Linked DNA regions of Homo sapiens: region 1 is linked to region 2. Evidence: chromatin loops called from intact Hi-C (ENCODE). Cell type or tissue: Calu3. All regions are shown on one strand.

The links. Peaks named below come from ENCODE experiments on the same cell type or tissue, not always from the same donor. Only the 100,000 strongest peaks of a DNase experiment are listed, where the experiment ranks them.
Region 1: it touches region 2 in a loop (4-fold over the local background); 3 of 110 quality-filtered maps call a loop at or near these places.

What each region holds. Positions count from the first base shown.
Region 1 is chr1:105,020,412-105,028,411 of GRCh38, reverse strand. LOC105378880 (a long non-coding RNA gene) reads left to right here and starts at 3,310. Exons shown (of 3, transcript XR_947657.1): 1 at 3,310-3,358; 2 at 5,262-5,304. RefSeq lists a silencer at 918-1,118. In Calu3, no CTCF peak of the experiment used is centred here; no DNase peak of the experiment used is centred here.
Region 2 is chr1:104,640,608-104,648,607 of GRCh38, reverse strand. No RefSeq gene overlaps it. Among named protein-coding and RNA genes, the nearest start is that of AMY1C, 890 kb to the right of the region's middle. In Calu3, no CTCF peak of the experiment used is centred here; no DNase peak of the experiment used is centred here.

The sequences.
Region 1 (8,000 bases), 380 kb before region 2:
GTATTTATTGTAGTCTTTGAAATCTGAGCCCATTTGTACCCATCCTTCTTGGGAAGGCATTATAAGTTTTCTAAGGGACTTGGGTGTTGTGATCTAAGTTTTTGGTCATGCAGCCATATCTGCATTAGGGGGCACCCCAAGCCCATTAATGCTATTGCTCATAGAGGTACTGCCTTGGTGGTCTTGGATAAGATTCAGAGGAACTCTCTCGATTACCAGACAGAGACTTTTGATCTCTTCATCACATAGAGTCTTTCTCTATGTGCTGAGCTCCCTGAATCTGGGGAAGTGGTGACAGTGGTCCCCTGTAGCTACCACCACTGGGACTGCACTGAGTCAAAGTGGAAGCCAGCACAGCTCTGGGTCTTGCTCAAGGCCCGCAGTAACCACTGCCTGGCTACTGCTTATGTTCCCTCAAGGCCCTGGGGCTCTACAATCAGCAGTCAATGAAGTCATCCCCACTTGTGTCCTTCACTTCAGGGTAACATGTTCTCTCCAGATTCAGGAAGGTCCAGAGTTGCCATTCAAAAGCCAGGGCCTGGAGTCAGAAATCTTAGGAATCTACGTAGAGCTTAATTCAACTGTAGCTGAGCTGGCACTCAACCATAAGACAAAGTTCTCATTCTTCCCTCCCTTTTCCACAAGCAGAAGAGTCTATTCCCAAAGACACCACTGTCCCAGGCCTGTGGCAAGTAGTGCCAGGCTACCACTGAGCTTTACTCAAGGACCAAGTACTCCTCAGTCAGATTGTGGTGAATGCTACCAGGCCTGGGACTTTCTCTTCAAAGTAATGGGCTCCCCTTTGGCCCAGTCCAGGTACAGAAATGCCATCTAAGAGCCAAGGCCTGGAATGCAAGACCCCAAGAGCCTGCTTGTTGCTCTACCCCAATGTGGCCAAGCTGGTACCTAAGCTGCAAAACAAAGTCCCCTTTTCTGTTCTTTCTCTTTTTCTGAAAAAGAAGGAGTCTCTCCCTGTAGCCACCATACCTGGTAATGTGCTGAGTCACACCTGAAGCCAGCACTTCTCTGAGTCTCATTCAAGTCCCATGAGAAGTAATGCCTAGTTACCACTACTGATTATTTGGGGCCCAAAAACTGATTATTTGGGGCCCAAAAGCTTTTTACTTGGCAGGTGATGAATCCTGCCAGAACTTAGCCTTTCCTTTCGAAGCAGTGGGTTCCCTTCTGGCCCAGGATGTGTAGAGAAATGTTTTTCAGGAGATAAGGCTTGGAATGGGGATCTCAGGTCTCCGGTGCCCTATCCCACTGTGGCTGAGTTAGTATCTAAATTGCCATACAAAGTCCTTTTTAGTCTTCCTTCACTTTTTCTCAAGCTGAAGGAAGGTCTCTCCCAAAGCTGTGAGTTGCTGCCTGGGGTTGTGGGAGGGGTGACACAAGCACTCCCTTTGCTACCCCAGCTGGTGTGTCACCAAGTCACATGTCCTCCAAGTCCACTGGCTGTAAGCCCAGCACAGCACCAACTATTGCCCCCAAACTGCTGTCTCTTTCAAAGTTATCTAGGACTCCAGAGCAATTTAGCTCTTTTGATAAGCCTTGCCAGAACTCAGGTTCTGACCGCTGGAATGGGCAATTTCCCTCTGGCTAAGTCTGGTCTAAATGTTCCTTCTGTAAGTGCCAGTTGATTTCTACCCAGTGTTGCTTTCTGCTGTGACAGGGCAGCACTGAGTTGCAATGCAAAGCTCCACAGTCACTAGGCTCTCCTTCCCCCAAGAAAACAGATTCTCTCTCCATGCCATGCAGCTGCTGCCAGAGAATGAAGGATGGTGTTAGCATTTCAAGACTGTCTTTTCTGCCCTCTTCCGTTCTGCTTTCAGTGATATGAAGTTAAAACCAGGTACTGTGATTGTTCACCTGATTTTTGGTTTTTATGAAAGTGCTTTTTCTGTGTAGATAGTTGTTCGATTGGATGTGCGTGTGGATAGGGCAATTAAGGAGGGCTTCTGTTCAGCCAGCTTGCTCGAACTTCTTCTCTATTTTTTTAAAGTGATGTAAATAATGAGAAGAATTTGTCTGTGCAAATTTATATATCCATCTGGTAAAATTTTATTATTGCCTGAAAAACTTCCTTCAACGTATCATGTAGAGTGGATCTACTGGTAAGTTATTTAAGCTTTTGTCTGCATGGAAAGATTTTTACTTTGCCTTCATTTTCAAAAGATATTTTACCAATTATGGAATTCTGGATGGAGAATTGTTTTGCATGCTTTTTTTGTTTGTTTTCTTTCAGTACTTGGGAAATGTTGCCCAACTCTCTTCAGACTTGCATTGTTTAAGATATTTGTTCCTCTGTCCATACCATGCCTTTTTGTTTTGACTGATTTCAAGATTTTGTTTTAATCATTGGTTTTCAATGATTTCATTATGACGTTCTTTGGTGTAGCTTTGTTTATAATTCTTGTGCTTGGAGTTTGTCGAGTTTCTTGGATCTTGTGAATGGCACTTTTATTCAAACTTGTAAACATTCTGGCCCATGTTAGATATTTCTTGTTTACTGTTCTTCCTTCTTTTCATCTTTCATCTTCTATGAATTCTATTTGCGTATGTATTAGGCAGCTTGAATTTGTCTCACCATTCACTGGTGCTCTGCGTATGTATTCTATAATTCTACTTATTCTCTGTTTATAGATAGATAGATTTTTTTTCTATTGCTATATTTTCAAGTTTACTAATATTTTCCTCTGCGAAGTGTAATTTCCATTCTGCATTTTTTTTCAGCATTATATTTTACACTTCTACAACTCTGACTTAAAATATATCTTTCATATCTCCACCTAAATTTTGAGTATGGAGAAAACATTTATGGGGGGGAAGGAATGCCTATGATTATGATAGCTTTTTAGATATCCCTGTATAGCAGTTATACCGTTTGTGCCACTTTTGAGTGTCTTTCAAGTTGTTTGTTGTTCTCCTTATTAGTTATTTCTATTTTTTGCATGCATAGTAATTTTTGCTTAGCTACCAAGCAGTTTTTTTTATCTTGTTGAGTACTGGATATTTACATATTTCTATAAATATTGGCTTGCAATCTAGTTTAACTACTTAGAAAATGCTTACTGGGAAGGGGAGTCCCGTTTGTAAGAACTGTTTGATAGGAGTAGTGAAGTGTTTCGTCCAAGATTAATTATACCCCACTACTGACTCAAGACCTTCTGAATACCCTACCCAATGCCCTGTGAATTATGAGAAATTCACTGTGGCTTCTGAGAACAGACACTATTTTTGGCCATGTGTTGGTACCTAATCTATTCAGGTGGTTGTTATTCTGACCTAGGATGTTTTCCTTACAGGTATGGACTTATCTGTACTCAGCCAACTGTAGAAGAACAACCCTTCAGAGGTATCGAGAATTTTTTCCCTTTGTAGAATTTTTTTCCTTAGCATTCTGTTCTGAACTCTCTTGATGTTTAATCTCCCTGGACTCTCGGCTTCATCTCCTAACTGCAAGTTTTATTAGGACATTCCTGAATTTCTCCCTCCAATGTCCTGCTGCCAGGAAACTCATACAAGGAAGTGAATTAAAACAAACCCAGCGCTCACTTTATTTGTTCCCAGAATCTCAGGGACCATGGTCTTCATTGTCTGATGTCCATCGCCTTTAAACTGTTTCATATATTTTATTCATTATTTTTTTTAGAAAGAAGTGTACATCTGATCCCTATTACTAAATGTTGATTAAAAGACCAAGATTTTTTAAATTTATTTTCAATTATTTATTTTTATTATTTTTAAAATTTTATCATTTTTAAAATTTAATATCTTGTTAAAGATATCTTTGTTTACTTAAACTACATTAGAGATACTACTAAAATATTCAAAATATTTTTGAGAGAAATAAGTAATCTAAATAAAAGGAAAGATAATGACAATGGTCATTAACTGGAGGACTCTAGCTAAAAACAAAAATTATAAAACTTTTTGAGGAAAACATATCAACTATCTTTAAGATATTGGTAAAAACATATAGCCTTACCACTGACTTTTCAAATAACTTGTTAATACTCTACTCTTACACATCATGTTGATAGCTTTTTCTCTGCTTTCAGCCAGCAATCCAAACAACTATTTCTTTAAAAGACCTTACCTAAATATGTTAACATACGAATTGTCATTTAAATCTGTTTATTTCTTTAACACTAATTCTACTTGATAATATTATACTTGTTATTTATATGGTTTTCTCTTTTTTACTCACTGACAGGAGGTTCTGTGAAGTCAAGACTAAGGTATATCTTCTTTACCATGGTGTCCCAGGGACCTAAAACAATTCCTGGAATAAAGTACTACTTTTAATTATGAGTCCAATAATTTATTACTCAGCACTGAGCAATACTTTTACATTTTTGATATATCTTGAGCTTTCCTTTGAACTGTTTTCCATTTTCAGCCCATATGTGCCTTCCTACCAGGCACTTTTCTTGCTCTAGCTTGGCTTTATTTGCCAATATATGTTGATGATTTCCAACTTATTACTGCCAACTCATCATTTTTTTAAAGACCATAAAAACATATCTGTTTATTTGAAATTTTAATTTCAAATATTGGTTATTCTACTAAATATTATAATTAAATATGACTAAAATTAATCTAATTATCTTTCATTCCCTTACCATAAACTTTGTTTACATCTTGTAATCTGTTGCTTTCAGTGTATGAAATATATTGCTTCTTAGGTGTCATTCAGAAATCATGTCACTCTGGCCTACCCTTTCTTTGACCACCTCCATACAATCAATCATAGACAATATGATGTTTCTGAGGAACAAATATGATTGGCCACAACTCTTCTCAAAACTTTGCTCATCCTTTTCTATAGCTTAAAGGCCGACTCAATCTGTAGTGTTAGAACTAACAGTCTGCTCCTCATTGTCTATCTGGCTCCTTTTTTTCTGCTGTTCTCCTTTTTTTCTATTCCAGAGACATATAGAATTACTCTCCCAATTACAGAAAAAAATTGATGATGTTTTTTCTCTTAAAATGTTGACCATAATGTTTGTAGTGTCTATGATGCTCAACTTGTACTCCCAATACTACCATTTGTCTTCTCCACTCAGTTCTTTATCTCAGGAGGCTAAGATTGTAGTTTGTACCAATGAGTTCTTTTGCACTTTATCTTGTTGGATTTGGCCAATAGGAGATATTTTCAGGAGAACAGAGAAGTGGAGGAAAGATAATTCAGGATATTGTTTCTCCTGATTATCTTTCTGACAGGTTAACTTCAGTGGTCTGTGTCTTTCCCACAGCTCCTGAGAGTTGGTCGTCTTCATACAGCTACTCTGGATTTAGGTAAGTGGTCCCTCCTCTTGCCCAGAGGTGCCCAATGGTATCTATCATGTAAACTCAGGAGTGCTGTACTCTTCCTATTTTGTTTTCTTTGGTGAATATTTCTTTTATTAAACTTTCTGAGATGTACTCCTTCTAGGATCCTGACTAATCTCAGTACTAACATGCACGTAATTGCCAAATAATTTTAAGTGGAAGCAGCAAGTTTAAAAAGTGGTAAAAGTTATGAATCTAAATAATCCTGAACTTATTGTAGGTCCTGGGAGCCAAGTTTGGTTGTACAAATTCCTAAAATATTTTAGATATATAGAATTCTATGTACTTATGTAAAAATTAACCTACTTTGTTAAAAGTGTAAGTGTGAAGCTCCTTTTCTACTAAGAATAAGGCAAATCTTTCCTTAATTTGGAATTATATAATGTTAATGTCATTTTTTATCTATATCATTAAGCCACAGTGCCCTAATTAAATATACTATTAGATGATTGACAAAATAAATTATTGGATAAAATAGAAACAAAGATATGAGATAGAAACTGTTACTCAACACTATCAAATTTCAAAATATATTACAAAAATTTATGGTTTCATAGATATTATTTAGGAAAAATATAATAAGTATTCTAATAGATTTGTTATATATCAAATGAAATTTTATAGTAAAATGCACTTTGACTAGCCATAAATTGTTTAATTTAATGTAAAATGTGGGAATTAATTTATATCCATTTTAGAAAAGATACCGGCATGATTATTATAGTTCCCATTAAATTCATTACCTGTACATTACAATCCTAAAGATAAATTTAAAATACAATGCATGATTAATATTATTACTACTAATACACTATTAACACATTGCATTTTAAGTTAATCTTTTGATGTAAAAATTAACACAAAGAAATGTTAATAAAAATGGTCACTGTCTCATTAATAATGCATACATTTTACCAAAATAAGATACAGCAAAATGTTATTTATAGAAAACTAAGTATATATTTTTTGTGAAGACTTACATTCATCTGTGTAAAGAGTACTCTGCTTACATAATACTAAGGATTTATTTCTTTATGGTTCATATTTTCAATGGGGTTTAGTCTCTCTTGTATAATTTTATCATAGCTTTTATTCTGTTTTCTCCTTTTGCAGTAACACATAAAATTAGGTCTGTTTCCACAGGGTTGTAAAGATAATTTCAAGTCTTTTCCTTTCAAATTGATTTTTACCTTAGCTGTTTTTCTTGTTTAATAAGGTGATAAAATCATATTAATAATATATTTACCAAACTCAGACCTGCATGTACATATTAATGTTGTTTCTAGCCAAAGTAGAATAAATTTAGGCAATGTAGACTCAAACATAGTTAAGTAATTATTACCATATTGTATTGTGATATTTTTCTTCAGAGGACATTTCTCCCTTTACAAGTTGGTGATAAATGTTTCCCGCCTTTTTTGCTCTCTAGTTTCTTTGCAGTGACTCATTGCTCTTAGAATATTTAGAAAAATTATCTTTCAGTCAAACTATCAAAGACATTACACTACGTCTTGCTGTACCTTACTTTAAGTGGCAATTATGAGACATTATCACACAGCAATATCAAATAACAATTAACATCCTACAGGTTCCTATTATACTTTTAGCATTGTGTCTTGATTTTCATTCTCATTGCATCCTTTGAAAGAAAATAGACGCAACTTTTTTTATTACTTAGAAGTGGTATGAATATACTAAGGTACAAATAAATTTATATACAAAGGAAAAGAGAGTGTGTTTTATAGTTTTGTTATATTTTTAAAAAGTGTTTTCAGGATATCTGAAAATATGCATAAACCTGTAAAATTCAAGCCCAGTATATTCTCTAGTGTAGTCCACTGTACTGTAGAAAATAGCAGCGTCAAAATGCAATAAAAATATTAAATCATATAAAAAGAATTAACCTATAATTAATAAGCTCAGTAATGAAAATCTGGAATGAACATAGAAACAGGTTGTAACTCCCTATCCCCCAAGATGCAAAATTAAGTTGAAAGATAATATCATTTTCTTTGACCCAAATATATTCTTCGTTACTCTTATCTAAATTCTCTTCATTATAATTTTATGGGTAAAATACTTTATGGCAGAGAATAGATATTCTTTGGTACTTTGTTTTGTTCACGTTTTTCTTTATGTAAATAATATTTTTGTAATCATGACGGTAAGATATAGGGGCATCATTTTAATTAATTTTTTCTTTTTGTTAGATATTTTTATTCAATTCTGCAAAACTGAGAGGAGAGAATGTATCATTAAACCCAGTTGGATGAGCATATTTTTTGACATTACGGCACTAAAAAGCAAACAAATACCACGAAACAGAGACAAGCAAGCAAACCCAGTATAATAGAAATAAAAGCATACTGAAAAGTCAATAAAACCTTAGAAAATATAAAGAAGATAGACAAAATAGCTTAACGTATCAATTTAAAATGTGTTTAAACATGAAAATTAACTGTTCTCACATTCTAAATAAAAAGCAATGCCCTGTTGAGATTCCTGACAGATAATTAAAGTTTTGGGTAATTTTAAATAATAATCTGAAAAAGAAGTAACTGGTTAAGTAGAAGGTTAATCCCCAGATTCATTTTCCAAGCCTATTATCAAGTGACTGGGCCTCACAAATGTAATGTTTACTTCCTGATACTAAAAGAGACAAG
Region 2 (8,000 bases):
CTGTAATAATTACAGAGATTTGGCAATGCTGCTTATATAACCATTGACCATAAATTATAGTTAGACCAAACAGCTTTGGAAACTGATGGCAAAGCAGCTGACATTTCTAATTTACTGATTCTGTTGTCATTAGTGTAAAGTAGGTGGGGAGGTGAAAAGAGGGTCAGGGCTTAATCCTTCACTTGTTGAAATTCTGCCCACCACCATAGGGGACAATTACCCTTCAGGAACGATTACTCAGTCTTTTAACAAGAGTGACATCTGCTGGCCCACATATGCAATTCAAACTATTCCATTTTTATAATTCTTTGCAATAGCCTAGCTTCATTTCCACAGATGGCAAATTAGCTGGGTTTATAATTACAAAGGACAATATTTAGCACAATGGAGTCTTATTTAGTTATTTTAAATGTGTGGTTTAAACAAGATGACTCTAAATTTGTTTGCTTTTCATTGTGACATTTTAATTGCAATTTTTTTCATGTGTTTTTCTCTTCTTGCAAATGCTAGTTTTTTTCAAGTTTGAATGTAAGATACTTACGGTCTAGATATTTTCTGGAATTTATTTTTAAGATGTTAACTGTAATACTCCAAGACAATATTTTAAATTGAATGAAACAATTAAATTGCAAAAATGTCCTGTGTTTATTTTTTGTTTGTTGTGTTATACATTTTTTCTTTTTTTAAAATGTGTATTATATTTTCATTTACAATGCAGTATTCTCCTGATTAGTTGGTCTCTCTCAGGTGAATGTGGGTGTGCATACTTGAAAATGATATTTTTGTATTAGAGTCAATATGTAAATACTGTGTTATTTATTGTGAATACTCGTATTCCTTATATCTCTATAAACTGGTTGCTTTTATTTCTAGTAATCATGACCAAAAAACTTTTTTGTTGAAATAGACAAGTAAATATTTATCGTAATGCATTTTACACTTACGATGATTATTATGGAGTTGTATTTTTAGTTGACAAAAGTATTTTTTAATTTCTAAATACAAAATTCTTACATCAGGCAAATATATGAGCAAGTACTTAAAAAAGTAAAATAGTTGTTATAGGGATATTTAATTCTGGAATGTATTCCTATGTAAAATTATAGAAGTGGAAATATACTGGAATTTTTAGTTTTACATGAAAATAATGGAATTATAATGTTCTGTAACATTTTTAAACCGATTAAGACTGTATCAGATTAATAAGCATTAATATTATTATTTTGTGATCCATACCTTAAGATGCTGTATAAAATAATGGAGCTATCTTTTAAGTCCAATATATACAAAGGCATACACACTAAAAGCATCTAAGCATTTACAATGATTACGTTCTTACGCCTCTCCAATTAAAATTAAATATGGCATCTCAAAAAAGTCTTAACTTCCACATTTCACATTCTTGATTTTCTGTTTATATGTTACTTTATTTTCTATTAGTCTAAACAATTATGTTGGAAACATAATTGAACAAAGAAGTAAAAATTGGTATGATATCCTTAGGTCTATTATTAATTATCTGAGTCACTCAACCTTTTTCGTCTCTATTTTCCTACCTGTAAAGCTCATAATATCTACGCAGAAGATTCATGTAAGGATCAAATTTTAATATACTATATAGAAAAGTGTTCTATATACCATTAAGCACTTCTAGAAGTTGGTAGTAATTATTAATTGATCTCATGGCTATGTACATTTCCTCATTTATTCTCCAAAATAACATTATGACATAAGTAAATCTATTTTACAGGTATTAAAAAAATCAAAACCTTTAGATCACACTCAGATTAAAAATTCAAATGATGGAACTAAGAGCCAAATCCAAGTAATTTTGTCTCTAAAGCCAGAAAGCCATGTGGTCAAATACTTTTAATATAAACTGACTCAGAAACATGTAAATAATAACAAAAAATCCAATCAAGCAACATTAAAAAAATTCTAAGTAAAATAAACATGTAATATACACCAAAATTTCTATCCTATAAATAATTCATAGTTTAAAATATGCTTTCAGCATCATGAAGTAAAATGTCTAAACACTTTGTCTTTTTCTATTAAAAATACTAAAAAAATTGCACAGCATTTACTTGCAGGTACATCTCAAATATATTGTGGATTCAGTTCCAGATCATTGCAATAAAGGGAACATTGCAATAAAGTGAGTCACACAAATTATTTGGTGCATTGTCAATGTAAAATTCATGTTTACATTATAGAATAAATAGACTGTAGTCTATTAAGTGAGCAGCAGCATACATCTAATAAAACAATGAACATACCTTAATATAAAAATACTTGATTGCACAAAAATGCTAACAATCATCTAAGCCTTCAGCCAGTTGTCATCTTTTGCTGGTGGAGACTGATCAGGCTAGTGGTTGCTGAAGAGTGGGGTGGTTATGGCAATTTATTAAAATAAGACAACAATGAAGTTTGCTACATTGATTGGGTCTTCCTTTTTATTTTTTTTTTGAGACAGATTCTCACTTTGTCACTCAGGCTGGAGTGCAGTGGCACAATCTCAGCTCACTGCAGCCTCTGCCTCCCAGGTTCAAGCGATTGTCCTGCCTCAGCCTCCCGAGTAGCTGGGATTACAGGCAACTGCCACCGCGCCTGGCTAATTTTTGTATTTTTAGTAGCGATAGGGTTTCACCATATTGGTCAGGCTGTTCTTGAACTCCTGACCTCGTGATCCACCCACCTTGGCCTCCCAAAGTGCTGGGATAACAGGCATGAGCCACCGCGCCCAGACGGCTCTTCCTTTTACACACACGCGCGCACACACACACACACACACACACACACAGAGCATTCAATGCCGTTTGATAGCATTTTATCCACAGTAGAATGTCTTCAAAATTAGAGTCATCTTCTCAAAAACTGCTGCTGCTTTATCCATTAAGTTTATGGAATATTCAAAACTCTTTGTTTTCATTTTTAAAATGTTCACAGCACCATCACCAGAAGACCATCAAGGAAACACTTTCTGTGCTCATCCAACAGGCAACTTCTTATCCATTAAAGTCTGATCATAAGATTTCAGAAATTCAGTCACATCATCAGATTCCACTTCTAATTCTAGTTTTCTTACTGTTTCCACCACATCAGCAGTTACTTCATTCACTGACATTTTGAGGCACTGAAAGTCAATCCTGAGGGTTGGAATTAACCTCTCCTAAACTGTTAATGTTAATATCTTGACCTCCTTAGATGAATCACAAATACTCTTAATAGTATCTAGAATAGTGAATCCATTCCAGAATGTTTTCAATTTATTTTGCACACATAAATCAGAGGAATGACTATCAGTGGCAGCTATGACCTTATGAAGTGTATTTCTTACATAATAAGAGTTAGAAATAAAAATTAGTTTTTGATCCACGGGCTGCAGAATTGATGTTGTGTTAGGAGGCATGAAAACAACATGAATTCTCATGTACCTCACCATGAGAGCTCTTTCTTGGGTGATTATGTGTGCTGTCATTGAGTAGGAATATTTTGAATGAAAACTTTTTCTGAGCAGTGGGTATAAATCGTGGGCTTAAAATATTCAGTAAACCACGCTGTGAACGGAGGCGCTATCACCCAGGCCTGGTTTCATCTCTGAAGAACAGGCAGAGTAGATGCAACTTAATTCTTAAGGACCCTCAGACTTTCACAAGTGTAAATGAACACTGGCTTCAACTTAAAATCACTAGCTTCATTAGTCCCTAATGAGAGTAAGCCTGTCGTTTGAAGCTTTGAACAAACGCTGACTTCTTATCTGTAGCTATGAAAGTCACAGATGGCATCTCCTTCCAATAGAAATTTAATCTATGTTGAAAATCTATTGTTTAGTATTGCCACCTTCATCAGCAGTCTTACCTAAATCTTCTGGATAGCTTGCTGCAGCTTCTACATCAGCACTTGCTGCTTTACCTTGCACTTTCATGATATGAAAGTGGCTTCTTTTCTTAAACCTTGTGAGCCAACCTCTGCTAGCTTCAAACTTTTCTTCTGCAGCTTTCTCACTGCTCTCAGCCTTTACAGAATTGAAGAGACTTGGGCCCTTGCTTTGAATTAGGCTTTGGCTTAAGGGAATATTGCAGCGGATTTAACTTTTTATTCATGCCATACAAACTTTCTCCCTGTCAGCAACAGTTCTATTTTGCTTTTTTATCATCCATGTGCTCCCTGCAGCACTTTAATTTCTTTCAGTTTGGCTAACTCTGGTGCAGGAGGCCTGGCTTTTGACCTATCTTGACTTTTGACATGCCTTCTTCACTAAGCCTAATTGTTTCCAGCTTTTACTTTAAAGTGAGAGAGACGTTTAACTCTTTTTTTCACTTGCACACTTATAAGTTACTGTAGGGTTATAAATTGGCCTAATTTCAATGCTGCTGTGTCTCAGGGCATAGGGAGGCCCAAGGAGAGACTGAGAGAGAGGAAAAGAGTGAGACACAGGGAGGAGCCAGTTGGTGGGTAGAGTGGTCAGGACAAAAACATTTATGGATTACATTTGCTATGTTATAGAAGCATAATTTGTGGCACTTCAGACCCATTACAATAGTAACATCAAAGATCACTGATCACATATTACAATAACAGATCAAATAATAATAATAATAAATTGAATTGTTAGAATTACCAAAATGTGAAACAGGAACATGAAGTGAGCATATGCTGATGGTAAAATGGAGCCATAGACTTGTTAGATGCAAAGTTGACATAAACCTTTAATTTTTAAAAAAAATCTCTCTCTCTAAAGCACAATAAAGTAAAGCTCAATAAAATGAGGTGTGCCTATCTTTGCACACATTAGTTTGAATTAAAAATGTTAAGACTTTTCATATGAAAAACGAATATCATAATAGGAACAAAAATAATATGATTTAGATTTTCCATGCTAGTTGCAGTCAAATTTGTTTTCTGTGTAATTAAGTGGAGAAATATCTACTAATTAAAGAAGCTACAATCAATAAATTGACTTAGTTTCTTATATTTTGAGGACATTTCAAATTAATTTTGGGTTCACTTAGCTTAAAAATGTCTGTCATTTTCTTCACATTATATCTCAAGGATGATTTAGACAAATTACCTACCATTTACAGCATTGTACCTAAGAGGAAAAAAAATACCATATGTTATGGTGTGTGACAAGCATTGAATGTGGTCCTGTCCTTTAACTTTTGTGTCACCCTAGCCACAGGTTTCTTCCAGGAATGAGAGACAATACCTTGTGAAATGTCTCACCTCATTTGGCTTTGGGCACTTCTATGAAACAATTTCCGAAATACGTTTTCAATTTACTTTAATTATTTTAATTATTTATTTAATAATTCTATTTTGTTTTGTTTTATAAAATAGAGAATCTATTTTTCTGATAGTTTAGTATAACTAGGATAATATTTTATAAGCATTTAATAATCTAAAATTGTAAACAATATTATAGGTTTACACATAATATTCTAGATCAATGCTAAGTTTTATGATGCATATAATATAAAGATTTAAAACGTATAAAGTGGCACATTGACTTGAAATTATTGAGATGTTTTGAAAATATCCAAAAACATGTTATAGTACAGTTATTCTTGTTTCTTACTTCTCCCACAGATGATTGGCTGGAAAACATTCAGTTTGTACAACTTTATTTGAAGTGATGGCATGTAACACACATATAACCTTCTTCACTTTTTAAATCTAATTTTAAACCATTCTTTTTGGGATTTTTGTACTATTTTCTATCAAACTCTTTTCTTATATTCTGTTCTCGGATTTTTATGACATCTGGTTAGTGGCATACTTTTACTCACTTCAATATGTAAAAGTGATTCTATTTTAAACATACTTTCAGTTAGATAAGTGTTACATATTGACCCAGCAACTTGAGTCCTGTTTTACATGATATTTTTCTTGCATTACATATATATTTTCTATTATTAGCATTCAAACTCCAGTTCATACACTCTAGCCTAGAAACTTTAATATCAATACTCTTCTAATTAAATGCATTAATTATATAATCAATAACATTTTCACATGGAAACACAAAACAAAAAATATTATATTTCAGAATGGTCTTAGGCTTGATTAATTCACTAGTGCAAACCAAAACATCTGATTTCTTTCTTTTTTTTTTTTTTTTTTTTTTGAGATGGAATCTCGCTCTGTTGCCCAGGCTGGAGTGCAGTGGCACGATCTCGGCTCACCACAAGCTCTGCCTCCCAGGTTCACGTCATTCTCCTGCCTCAGCCTCCTGAATAGCTGGGACTACAGGCACCCGCCACCACGCCTGGCTAGTATTTTTGTATTTTTAGTAGAGACGGGGTTTCACTATGTTAGTCAGGATGGACTCGATTTCCTGACCTCCTTATCTGCCCGCCTCGGCCTCCCAAAGTTTACAGGCTTGTTAACTTACAGGGATTACAGGCGTGAGCCACCACACCCAGCCCTAATTTCATTCTTAAACTTCATGGGAGTCATTAAATTATAGATTTGTGAGATCTGTGCTCTTAAATAGGTGGCCATTTACAGAAGAAGAGAAATCAAAGAAGACACTTGATATAGTCTTTCGTCTTACCAAAACCCTCAACTTACTTGTTTGGTCTTAAAATCAAGGACCTTTTCATAAAGGAGTCTGTATCTTCACAAAAAGGTCAGTTCTCATTAAATGTCACTATAATAACCCATTATTTCCATCACAACACAATTTAACTACCTAGTATTACATGAGGATTTTATGTTTGATGTCCAGTTATTCTCATCTGAGATAAGCAGGTTAAAGTGATTAGATACATGTTAGTGCCAGATATCAGTCAGAGTTTAGTTAAAAGCAAAAAAAAAAAAAAAGTATATCTGAGTGATTTTACTATAAAAGAAAATTATTAATTCACTAAAAGGATATGGATAGCTTATTGAGTCACCCAAATGGTTGTAGAACAGGCATGGCAAAAAGGAAAGCTGTCCAGATTCAAATTGAGAACTGCTCCAGACAGTAATCTGCCATGGCCCTTCCAAGTACTAGCTACTGCTGTGGAAATGCTCAACACTGTTATTAGGGAAGCCTGAATGCTGCAACTAGTACATCTGCCATTATTGCCTGTGGACTGGATTCTATCTTGTTGCAATTAGTACCATCCCTAGAATTATTTGCATTCCTGATTCCCTGATTCAGTAGTCATGTGCAAATAAGCCTGATTACTATTGTTGCATCCTAGGTCAAATGCTTATGCATTACTTTTAAGAAAGTCTACAAAAATGAGTATTTACCATTTTGTAATTTATAGTAGAAAATAACTGTCTCTCACAAATACTCAAAAAGAGAGACATTCTCAACCAAGTGGGAGCTTTATATGTTGGAAACTAAGAACAATGACATATGTTTACTACGAGGCACAAAATAAATGGCAGACCATTCCAGATAAGAATACCCCGAGCCATCCATTGGATAAGAGCTGCCAAGGAGAGCAGCCTGATTCAACTAAGACTTTGATATAAGTTAAAAATTAACTTCTACTTGGTTATGTCACTGAGATTTTGATCATTGTTAATGGAGCATTTCTTACTGCAGCATACTTTAGCATATACTGATTAATAGATTGAATATATTGTAACAAGAATACAAAATATATGAGAATCATTTAGTGATTCGGTAATGGGTAACGAGAATATATATATAACAGTCTGAATAACCCTAGATCCATGATAGGCACAATATTTAGCAGAAATTTTGCCTGCTGTATTTTAGACAGCAAATCATGTGTCTCTTCATCCTGCAGGCTGAGATTGGAAAGGCAGAGTTTCTCAAAGCAAGTTTCACAAAACGCTAGTCTTATAAAATTATTTCATAGGAAATCACATATATTTCATTAATTAATTAAACATTTTGCCAAGTTCTTTGTACTGTATCTCCCTCTTATAGATCCACAATGCCTACGTAATAATTAAAAGCTCTGAATTACTCAGTGTTACAAAATCAAAAACAAGCATTTAACCAGGTGTTTCCCAGTATTTAAAAT